Regions from separate parts of the Homo sapiens genome. Here all the other regions are linked to region 1. A link is a contact called in ENCODE Hi-C or POLR2A ChIA-PET data. All regions are on one chromosome and are shown on one strand. Each heading gives the region's core, a stretch centred on a gene start or an enhancer-like site at or near the end of the contact. The rest is flanking DNA. Distances are from core to core; before and after follow the strand shown. Region 1 holds the start of CALB2 (calbindin 2). Region 2 overlaps ZNF19 (zinc finger protein 19). Region 3 holds the start of TLE7 (TLE family member 7).

Evidence for each region. Hi-C counts contacts between places; a loop is a spot of excess contacts on that map. ChIA-PET counts read pairs that join two places held with the same protein, here RNA polymerase II (POLR2A). Pooled maps may share reads with other maps.
Region 2: a pooled map shows a loop between it and region 1 (2.0-fold over the local background). The contact joins the enhancer-like site here to the promoter of CALB2 in region 1. A Hi-C loop is called at or near these places in 2 of 168 maps with a recorded cell type or tissue (GM12878 and HCT116), 1 of 37 single-sample maps with no recorded cell type and 9 of 50 pooled maps.
Region 3: a pooled map shows a loop between it and region 1 (2.0-fold over the local background). The contact joins the promoter of TLE7 here to the promoter of CALB2 in region 1. A Hi-C loop is called at or near these places in 1 of 50 pooled maps. POLR2A ChIA-PET finds 5 or more read pairs at or near these places in 2 of 52 experiments (activated T-cell and activated naive CD4-positive, alpha-beta T cell).

Annotation. Positions count from the first base shown.
Region 1 is chr16:71,357,310-71,360,277 of GRCh38, forward strand. CALB2 (calbindin 2) reads left to right here and starts at 1,414. Exons shown (of 11, transcript NM_001740.5): 1 at 1,414-1,577. The coding sequence starts at 1,484. RefSeq lists an enhancer at 1,145-2,110 and a silencer at 1,213-1,442.
Region 2 is chr16:71,482,655-71,485,622 of GRCh38, forward strand. ZNF19 (zinc finger protein 19) reads right to left here. Exons shown (of 6, transcript NM_006961.4): 2 at 1,935-2,094. Among named protein-coding and RNA genes, the nearest start is that of ZNF19, 5.2 kb to the right of the region's middle. RefSeq lists an enhancer at 1,214-2,123 and a silencer at 1,691-1,970. Within about 2 kb of position 1,502, at least 41 of the 41 ENCODE cell types and tissues checked have a DNase peak (open chromatin) inside an H3K27ac peak, as active enhancers do; they include GM12878 and HCT116, where a contact is called at or near this core.
Region 3 is chr16:71,440,567-71,443,534 of GRCh38, forward strand. TLE7 (TLE family member 7) reads right to left here and starts at 1,488. Exons shown (of 10, transcript NM_001367365.2): 1 at 1,403-1,488.

The sequences.
Region 1 (2,968 bases), core at 164-2,663:
CTAGCTTTTGATGACTTCTCCCCCCAGTCTGTTCCTGCAAGTAACTCTAAACACATTCACCCTAGGCAAAGAACAAGTGGTTTTGGAACCTGCATTCTCTATTGCCCCTTTGAGACTCGCTCTGGGCTTGGCCCTCTCTCCAAGGGACAACCCTCTCTCTGTCTCCTCCTGGGTTCCCCTCTCCCCCAGCGACCTCCTTTTCATTCTCACTTACCTCCTTGCCTTTCACTCTCCTCTTGGAAGGTGGTTCAGCTAACACTCATTAGCACATGTTAAAGATCGCCAATTCATGTCTCAGTCACTCCGTAGCAGGAGAGGGGAGAAAGGAGGGATGATGCTGTCACTCTGTGGGTAATGTGTCTTACCTTACCACACCACAAGGCCAGGACAGACCCCTAAGGGCTCAGACCGCAGGAGAGAATGGGGAGAGGGCCCAGCTCCCTGCTGGGGAGTCCTGTCTGCTGCCCTCAGGATGTGCGCTCAGTAGCTGCGTCTATTTTCTCTGAGACCAGCTCAGAACATCCCCAAGACAGAGTTGGACGTTGTTCTCTGTCCACTGGAGCAGGCACATTCCCACGATGTCCCTAGGTGGGCGTGGTTAAGACCTGGTACGGGTTGATCTAGTTCTGCCACCCCCTGGCCAAATGTCTAAAAGCCCCCCAGAGCATGGCCAGCGTGAGGCAGGTACCAGGGGTGGAGGGAGGCTCCGAGGGGACGGATATACGAAGACCCAAACAGACAGTGGAAGCCCCCCACCCCCACCCCACACCACTTCCATCGGAATCCTCCCGGGGCACTGCTGATTCCAGCTGCTCCCCACTAAAGCCTTGAGAACTCTTGGCTGCTCTGCAAGACTGAGCCCCATGAAGGAGCCACGTGCGGCGTGGAAAGAGTGCTGAGTTCAAATTGTAGCCCTGCCACTAATTTGCTGGGCCAGTCACTTAATCATCTGAAGTCACAAGTACCTCATCAGAAAAGTGGTCCCAGCTCTTCCTGCTGTGGAAGGATCAGAAGAGAGGAGGCACGACAGAGACCTAGTGAACTCCGAAGCCCGAGTGCTAAATATTTGTCAAGTTTGTGTTAGTATTACTATTAGTGTTGTTACTGCTGTTATTATTATTGCTACTGCCAGCAATAATAAGTGGTGGATGTACTCAAGACGGTCGGGAGGGAAGGCAAGGGCAGCCTCTCCCTCATTTTCACCGAAAATCCTCCGGGTGTCCCTGGCCCCGCGCCGAGGGGTCTCAGCGCAGAGGTAAGGGCCCTCTAGGAGTCCGGGCCGAGCCTCTCGCGCCGCCGCCCCCGCCGCGCCGCGCCCCGGTCGGATTCCCTGAGCGCGCGCGCCCCCTTCTGGCGGCCGGGCGCAGGCGCAGGCTCCAGAGCGTATATAAGGGCAGCGTGGCGCACAACCCCAGCGCGAGTGCCAGAGCCCAGCCGGCGCGGAGCGGGAGCGGTGCAGGCTGAGGTCTCCGAGCGGCTCGCCATGGCTGGCCCGCAGCAGCAGCCCCCTTACCTGCACCTGGCCGAGCTGACGGCGTCCCAGTTCCTGGAAATATGGAAGCACTTTGACGCAGACGGTCAGTAAAGCTCCCAACTTCTGTGCCCATTGGCACCCAGGGGACCTGCGGTGAAGGGGGCAGGGGGCGGCGCTGAATGCGGGCAGGTGTACGTTTGCCCTCAGGAGGTGGTCTGGTCGCAGAGCCTGCTGGGGTAGTGGTCCCGGGTTTGGGAGACATCCGGCTGCTCTGGGCACAACTGTCAGTAACTTTCTTCCCTAACATAGATGACCCAGAGCCCACCCGCATTTGCACCTTTATTCTGAGCAAGTGGGAGCTTTCTCAGAGAGGTGGCCTGGGCTGGGAAGGCCTCCAGGTTCCCCCTGCCATCTCCCCCACCTCCCCTGCCTTCAGCTGCTCCAGCCACAGGTCTCAGAAGACCACTCATTTCTTTCCTCCTCTTCCCCTTTTGTTGAATGCTAGGTTAGCCCCCTTACCCTGCTGGAGGCTGGGATAAATTAGGGGATCCTGAAGGGAAACGTGGCCTCCCCAGCTTGATTGGCTGGGAGCAGGAGTGGAAAATGGCATTGGGGGCCCTGAACACCCCCCTGCTTCCTTTGTCCATTTTCCAGCCGCCGTGGGCATGTAGGTTTCCCAATACAGCAGCAGTGGGTGTGGTGGCGGGCAGCGTTGGGGTGCCAGTCCCAGACCTGTTCCCTCATAGTGATAATCCTGGGTACTCTTGGTGACTTCATCTCTGGGTAGGGGGAGGCACCACCCTAAGTGCCTCAGTGACTAACCCTCTGCTCTGTGTGGTCTTGACACTGACTCACCCAAAAAGCAAGGGCCAGACCAAATGACCTTTGGAGGTAGCCCCCAGCACTGGGATTCCAAGTGTCTGTGGTGGTCTGACTCAGGCATAAAGGGTGGTCCTCCTTTAGAGGCTTTTGATATCACTAGAGACTCTGTTTCTGTTACTCCGAAAAAATAAGTGATCTGATTTCCCTCTCTACGCACAGACCTGGCTAAGATGAGCATCCAAAATATCCTGGCATCTCAGACATTTTGTGGTGTCTGTAGCTACCCTCCCCTCGGGTAGCTAATGGCTCCTGGAGGGGCTGACCCCAAAGGGAGGCCAACGGGAAAGGCTAAGACAGATGCTGTCTCCAGAAGACAAGTTCTTAACCACTGCACTGCACAGCCCCCCAGGGGGCCAGGCTCAGCCTTGTGGGCTCTGACACCTGTCATTCAGGCCCCTGTCCCAGATCTGTGTGGGATGACAGGGAGTTTATCCTGGGGTCTGAGAGCAAGGGGGATGGAAAACAGAGGGGCATCAGGTGTGCCTCACTCCATTCTTCCCTCCTCCCTTCCTCGCCTTGGCAGGGTGTGGAGGTGGCTGGGCAGAGATCCTCTGCCCAGAGTGCTATGGGGAGGCAGGGGTTAATGTCTGGGGATGCTAATGGGTGAAATTT
Region 2 (2,968 bases), core at 252-2,751, 130 kb after region 1:
ACTCGGATCCCACACTAGATCTGCCAGGCTTCAAAGGTCATGTTTTTGTCTGTTTGTTTGTTTGTTGAGACAAGAATCTCACTGTCACCTGGGCTGGAGTGCAATGGCGTGATCTCAGCTGACTGTAACCACGGCCTCCCAGGTTCAAGCAATTCTCCTGCCTCAGCCTCTCAAGTAACTGGGATTACAGGCATGTGCCACCACACCTGGCTCATTTTTGTAATTTTAGTAGAGACAGGGTTTCATCATATTGCCCAGACTAGTCCTCAAACTACTGGCCTCTAGCGATCCACCCACCTCGGCCTCCCAAAGTGATGGGATTACAGGCGTGAGGCACCGCCTCCTGCTTTTAATAACTACACTAAATTCTTTCCAATAGTAATCCTAACAGGAATGCTTTTAGAACTGGCAAAATGATTTTAAGGTTAACATAAAATAATAGACAAGAATGGCCAAGAAAACTCAGGAAAAAAATCTCAGAGCAAGTCTTCCTTTACTTGGACCTGGAGCAGGCATCTTTTTTGTTCATTGCCCCACTCAAGGGCCATGAAAACCAGAAACTGATTACCAAAGGACCCTGAAGGGCCAACTCAACACACTAAAACATCTGGGTTATTGTTTTAACTATATCATCTCTTACAGACACTTTGTATTCTAGTTAAACAGCAATATTCTATAAAAAGCCAGCATCTTCCCTACAGGGACTTAATGCATGATGCTGTTTTCTGCGAGCCTCATCTTGTGCCGCCACCCTCTTTTCTCTTAGTTTAGCTACAATGGCCTTCTTTCAGTTTCCTCTGTGCTAACTCAGGACCTTCATACCTGCTGTTTCTTCTGTATGAACTACTCTTCTCCAATCTCAGAACCATTACAACTGAGATTCTCTGCCTGCCATTCTCTCCAGTAATCTAGCCGCCATTCTCTCCAGTAATCTATCCACCCTTCACCTTCAGATCATGATCGCTCTACAGACCAGGTCAGGTGTCTCTGTTAAACACTCCACTCGCACCGTACTCCTTTTCCTATATACCACTTAATCCAGTTTGAAATTATATATTGATTTGTGCTTTCTTCATTCAACAAATATTTATCTCATACATATTTCATGCAAGGCCACGTGTGACACACAACAGATGAAGTAGAGAGAGAAGGGGCATGATCCTGTCCCTCGCAGAGCTTAGTCTAAAGGAAAGACACATTAATCAAGATTCTCTCAAATAACTTTTAAGTCCACAATTTAAATCACTGCCAGGGGAAACTAACGTGGATGGGAAGCTTAAGAAAATAAATTAACTAAGGTATGAAGGAAATCTTTACAAAAGTAACAGCATACGCAAAAGCCATGTTCTAGTAGTGAAGGATCAAGAACACTGTAGTAGCAGTCAAAGGAGAGTGTGCTGTTAGATGATGCTGAAGAAGTCACAAGGGACAAAGCCACACTTTGTGCACGTCAAGAACTTGGTCTTCGATCTACGTGCACTAAGTCACGGGCAGGTGGAGTGAAATAACCAGATTTGATTAATACATGACTTTCCCATTGGGCGGAAAGCTTCCTGGGGGCGGGGCCCACGCCCCGCCTCATTCACCGCTGCATCCCCGGAATCTAGAGCAGGAACTGGCACATAGCTGCTCAGTAAGCAGCTGTGGCCCAATGAGCAGATGGGGTTTGGGCGGCGTCGAGAACAGAGGCGTCCCTTCCATCCAGCCGCCCATATCCACAGCCTCCATTTCCCAAGGCGCCGATGCAGGCGTGGGGGAGCGAAGGCACCAGAGGGAGACCGGGACCGGCCCGCGAGCAGCCTCCGCTCCCCGGTCCCGGAGGGGCCGCCCTGTCTCCCTCCACTGAGGCAGCAGGGACGAAGCCGACAGCCTTCTCTAGAGGTGCAGTGCCTGAGCCTAGCAAGGACTCCTAGGCGACAAACCCCAACACTCACCTCAGGAAAAACAGAAAGCGGTGCGTGAACGGAAGTGCGTCACTACTTTGGCCTTGCACCCAGGCTCACACGCGTACTCTCTAGGATGCCGGAGCGGTCTTCTCAGTGGTTGTGTGGTTTTACTCCCGGGAGGAGTTTCCACCCGGGGATCCTCAGAGACCTTGAATAGGAAAGAAAGTATATCATTGTTTTCGCTAATCTCTAACCGAAATTTAGCATTTTCTTCTATGTTGGCAACAAACTACTGTAGTATCAGCCGTATCTGTGACTGTCACCGATAGAAATCACAGATATTTTCATATCACATTACAGTTGATGCAGATCTCAGAATATGGCTATTCTCGTCACTAATTTGAAATTGTCCTTGTTGTTATCGGGCCCACCTCAAGTCTTGTCATTACATTTCATCACGTTGGTAAAGCTGCACTTATATTTCTGTATCACAAATTCTAAAAAACTGTTTAATTGTATGTTCATTGGTTTTGAAGGTGTCACCAGACTGCCAAAGGGTCTTTGCACAAAAAAGCTGTCCTCCTTAGAGGTAAAGACCCAGACACGTTAAGAAAGACCAGGTCAGCAGGCCAGGCGCGGTGGCTCACGCCTGTAATCCCAGCACTTTCGGAGGCCAAGGCGGGCAGATCACCTGAGGTCAGGAGTTCGAGACCAGCCTGGTCAACGTGGTGAAACCTCGTCTCTACTAAAAATACAAAAATTAGCCAGGCGTAATGGCGGGCACCTGTAATCCCAGCTACTCGGGAGGCTGAGGCAGGAGAATTGCTTGAACCCGAGAGGTGGAGGTTGCAGTGAGCCGAGATTGTGCCATTGCACTCCAGCCTGGGCGACAAAAGCAAAACTCCATCTCAAAAAAAAAAAAAACCAAAAAAACAAAAAAAAACAAAAAGAAAGAAAGACCAGGTCTAAGGAGGGATATATTAAGTAACTATTTAGGAAGTGAAAACGGTGGACATTTTTTTTTTTAATGACTGAATACAAGGCAGCCAGAGCAATCTATAATAGCCATGAATTTTGGATGA
Region 3 (2,968 bases), core at 238-2,737, 83 kb after region 1:
AGGGGTCCTGCAAATCCCAACAGCATTTTTCCTTCTTCCCCTTTAGCCAGCAAACTCCAGGCACTTTAGCTGGTGGTTTTCTTCCCTTTGCTCCCCTAGAAGAGCCACACAGCTGCAGGTGTCCCAGCCCGGAGGCTATGGGTAGCTGTCGTCAAATGGCTGGTGGGACCCCAACACCTAGTGGGCCAACACAAAGGTCAGAGATGGGGTCATCTGGGCAGAACTGCGACTGTGAGCCTCCAGATCTTTATTTGAGGGCTGACGCGCCCTCTGGCGGGCACCTGGAAGGGACAATGCACGGCCAGGCCCCTCCTCCCACCTCCTCCCTCACTGTCACGGGGAGCCCCAACTCCCCATTCCTTGCCAAGGCCCCTTCCTCCTAGCATGGTGACGCTGCCCTTCCCACAAGCACGGTGGCGTCTCCCGCATCGTACATTGCTCTTCCCACCCACCTCGCGTCCCGTCCCTGCCATGGGAAGTTTGCATTCCCAAGTCCTGCATTCCGATTTCTGTCCTGGGTCCATCTCTTATCTCCCCAGGGACCTGTTACCAAAGCCCCCTGCTCAGTCACTCTCAGGAGCCCGCCGGCAACTTTCCGCCTCCCCCACAGTCCTCGACAGCAACTCTACAATGTGGGCCTCGCAGCAGGATTTCACTCGATTTATTTTGTAAGAAAAGTTCACTTTTTTTTGTTGTTGGTAGAGACAAGGGTCTCACTTTGTTGCCCAGGCTGGTCTTGAACTGCTGGCCCCAAGCAATCCTCCCGCCTCGGCCTCCCACAGTGCTGGGATCACAGGCGTGCGCCACCGCGTTGCAATGGCTGCACTAACCACTCAGAGCGTCCTTGGGGTTCTGGCCTGCAGGGCGCGGCGTGCGCGGCCGGGCTTGCTAGGTTAGGGACCCGCTGCCCCAGGACTCCGGCCGTGGGCAGCTGTGACAGGGCTACTCCTCTGGGTCGGGCAGGGTCCAGCCCTCGCTTGGCCGGCGCCCCAGGGCCTGGCTCTTGGATTTTCCTCCCGCGCTCCCGGAAAGCGGGCAGGGGTGCAGCGAGCGCGCCGGCCGCCAGGGGGCACCAAGGGCCGGGGGCAGCAAGGACTCCTCGTGGCTTCTCCGCCCACCGCGCAGGGCGCAGACTTCCGGACGCAGGGCCCCGCTCCCCTGCCCCCTTCCAGACCGAGGCCAGAGCCGAGGCCCAGGGTCAGAAGCGCTGGCCCACGGCCGACGCATAGGCAGACAGGCCCTCGGGCGCTCACGCGCAGTCTCCAACTCCAGCCGGCGTCGCCGGCGCCAGCACCTCCGCGGGCGGCCCCAGCCTGGGAGCACGTGGGCCGCGGGGCTGCGGGCCGATGGCGGGGTGGGGACCAGCAGACGCGCGGGGATCCACGGCAGAACAGCCCCTTACCGTGGCGGGGGCGCTGAGGTCCCTCGGGGCAACCAGAGGACGGAGGCTTGGTGCCGCAGGGCAGTCGGGAAGGCTTCCTGGAGGCTGGGCTTGAGCCGAAGGTGGGTGGGATTTCGGTGGCTGGCAGGGGGTGGGGGCCACGCCTCAGGAACACTGAAGCCACTTGGGGAACAGGCGGCACAGTGAGAGATCCAGAAGGAGGAGAAAGCCGGAAAGCGAGCAGAGGTGGCCCAGACCGTGCAGGGGAGGTCCCTGAGACCCTGCCCGGTACAGGATGTGCTAAAGGACCACCTGGTCTGTAGTGGGTCTCTGGGCCTGCGAGCTAGGGGAAGGGGCTACAGGGGTCCTCGCCTTCCCCCAGGCTGCGGCGTTCCCCAGGAGAAGGCCAAGGTTGACCCATGTAGGATTCCCCAGCAGGTGGTCAACCCCTGGCCTGTGGAAGGGGCCTGCGGACAGTGCTGGAATGGAATGGAGTGCAATGGAATGTGTCGGAGGATGTCCTCATCCTCTCCAGGCCAGAAGATAACAGATGTGCAGGAGTGGAGATTTCAAAGGCAGAGAGAACAGGAGAGAATCCAGAGCCTCTTCCCAGAACCCCCAGCCCCTGCAGAGAGAGGGCCCCCAGGCCTCCGGGAGACTGTGCAGATGACACAGGAGCTCTGCTCCTCAGCGCATGGACGCCCTGCTTAGGCCTCGCACCAGGCTCTCCCCTCTACCTGCGGGTGCCTTGAGACAGGACAGCCATGTTTTCCTTTGAGCTTCTATTTCCCCTCCTGACCTAGCCAGAGCAGGCCCAGGTGTTCTCTGAGGTCCCTTCCAATGTGACAGGCCAAGGTGGGTGTGTGCACCTTGCACTGCAGGGACAGAACATGCAGATCCCGACTGAAGGAGAAAGACTTTAATCCTCCCCCTTCCAGGCCCAGGGCTCCAGTTAAGACAAGCAGAAGTGCTACTGTGCGGGGTTCTGGAGTCTCCTGTGCTCAGGTTTCTTGCTGTCCTGGTAAGGCCTCCACTGCACGCACATGGCTCAAGACTGGTGTGGTGAACACCAAGGCTACCCAGTCTCCTGGGTGGTGGGGTCATGTGACTTCACGAGGCTTTGCAGGTGTCTGACTGCCTTCTTCACCCTCCAGTCATTGAGGTCTGAGCAGATGACCTGCCCTGGACAGTAACAAGCCTACGGAGAGGGAGAAAACCGTCAGAGTCCTGGGACCATCCCCACCCTATGCTGACCAGGAGCCTGAGGCTGAGAGGCCCAGGGTCACATGGGACATTGGTGGCAGATCTGAGATATCAGGTTATGTCCTCTAGGATTCTCAATCTTCCATGAGTCCGAGCCTTGATCCTGCCACTGCAAAGAAACTGTGGACCCTGCGGGAAGCCAGGGCTGCAGGACTTCTTGTCCCCCTCTACGGACTGCCATGTCTCAGAGACCTGCAGAGGCTGTCCATCAACTGGGAAGGCTGGGGTGAGCCCTGGCCTTCTAAACTCTCCTCTGGCCCCAGTGAGAGACCACATCAGCCCCTGGTTTGCTGCATGACCAGGGGGTCGTCCCATCCATCTCTG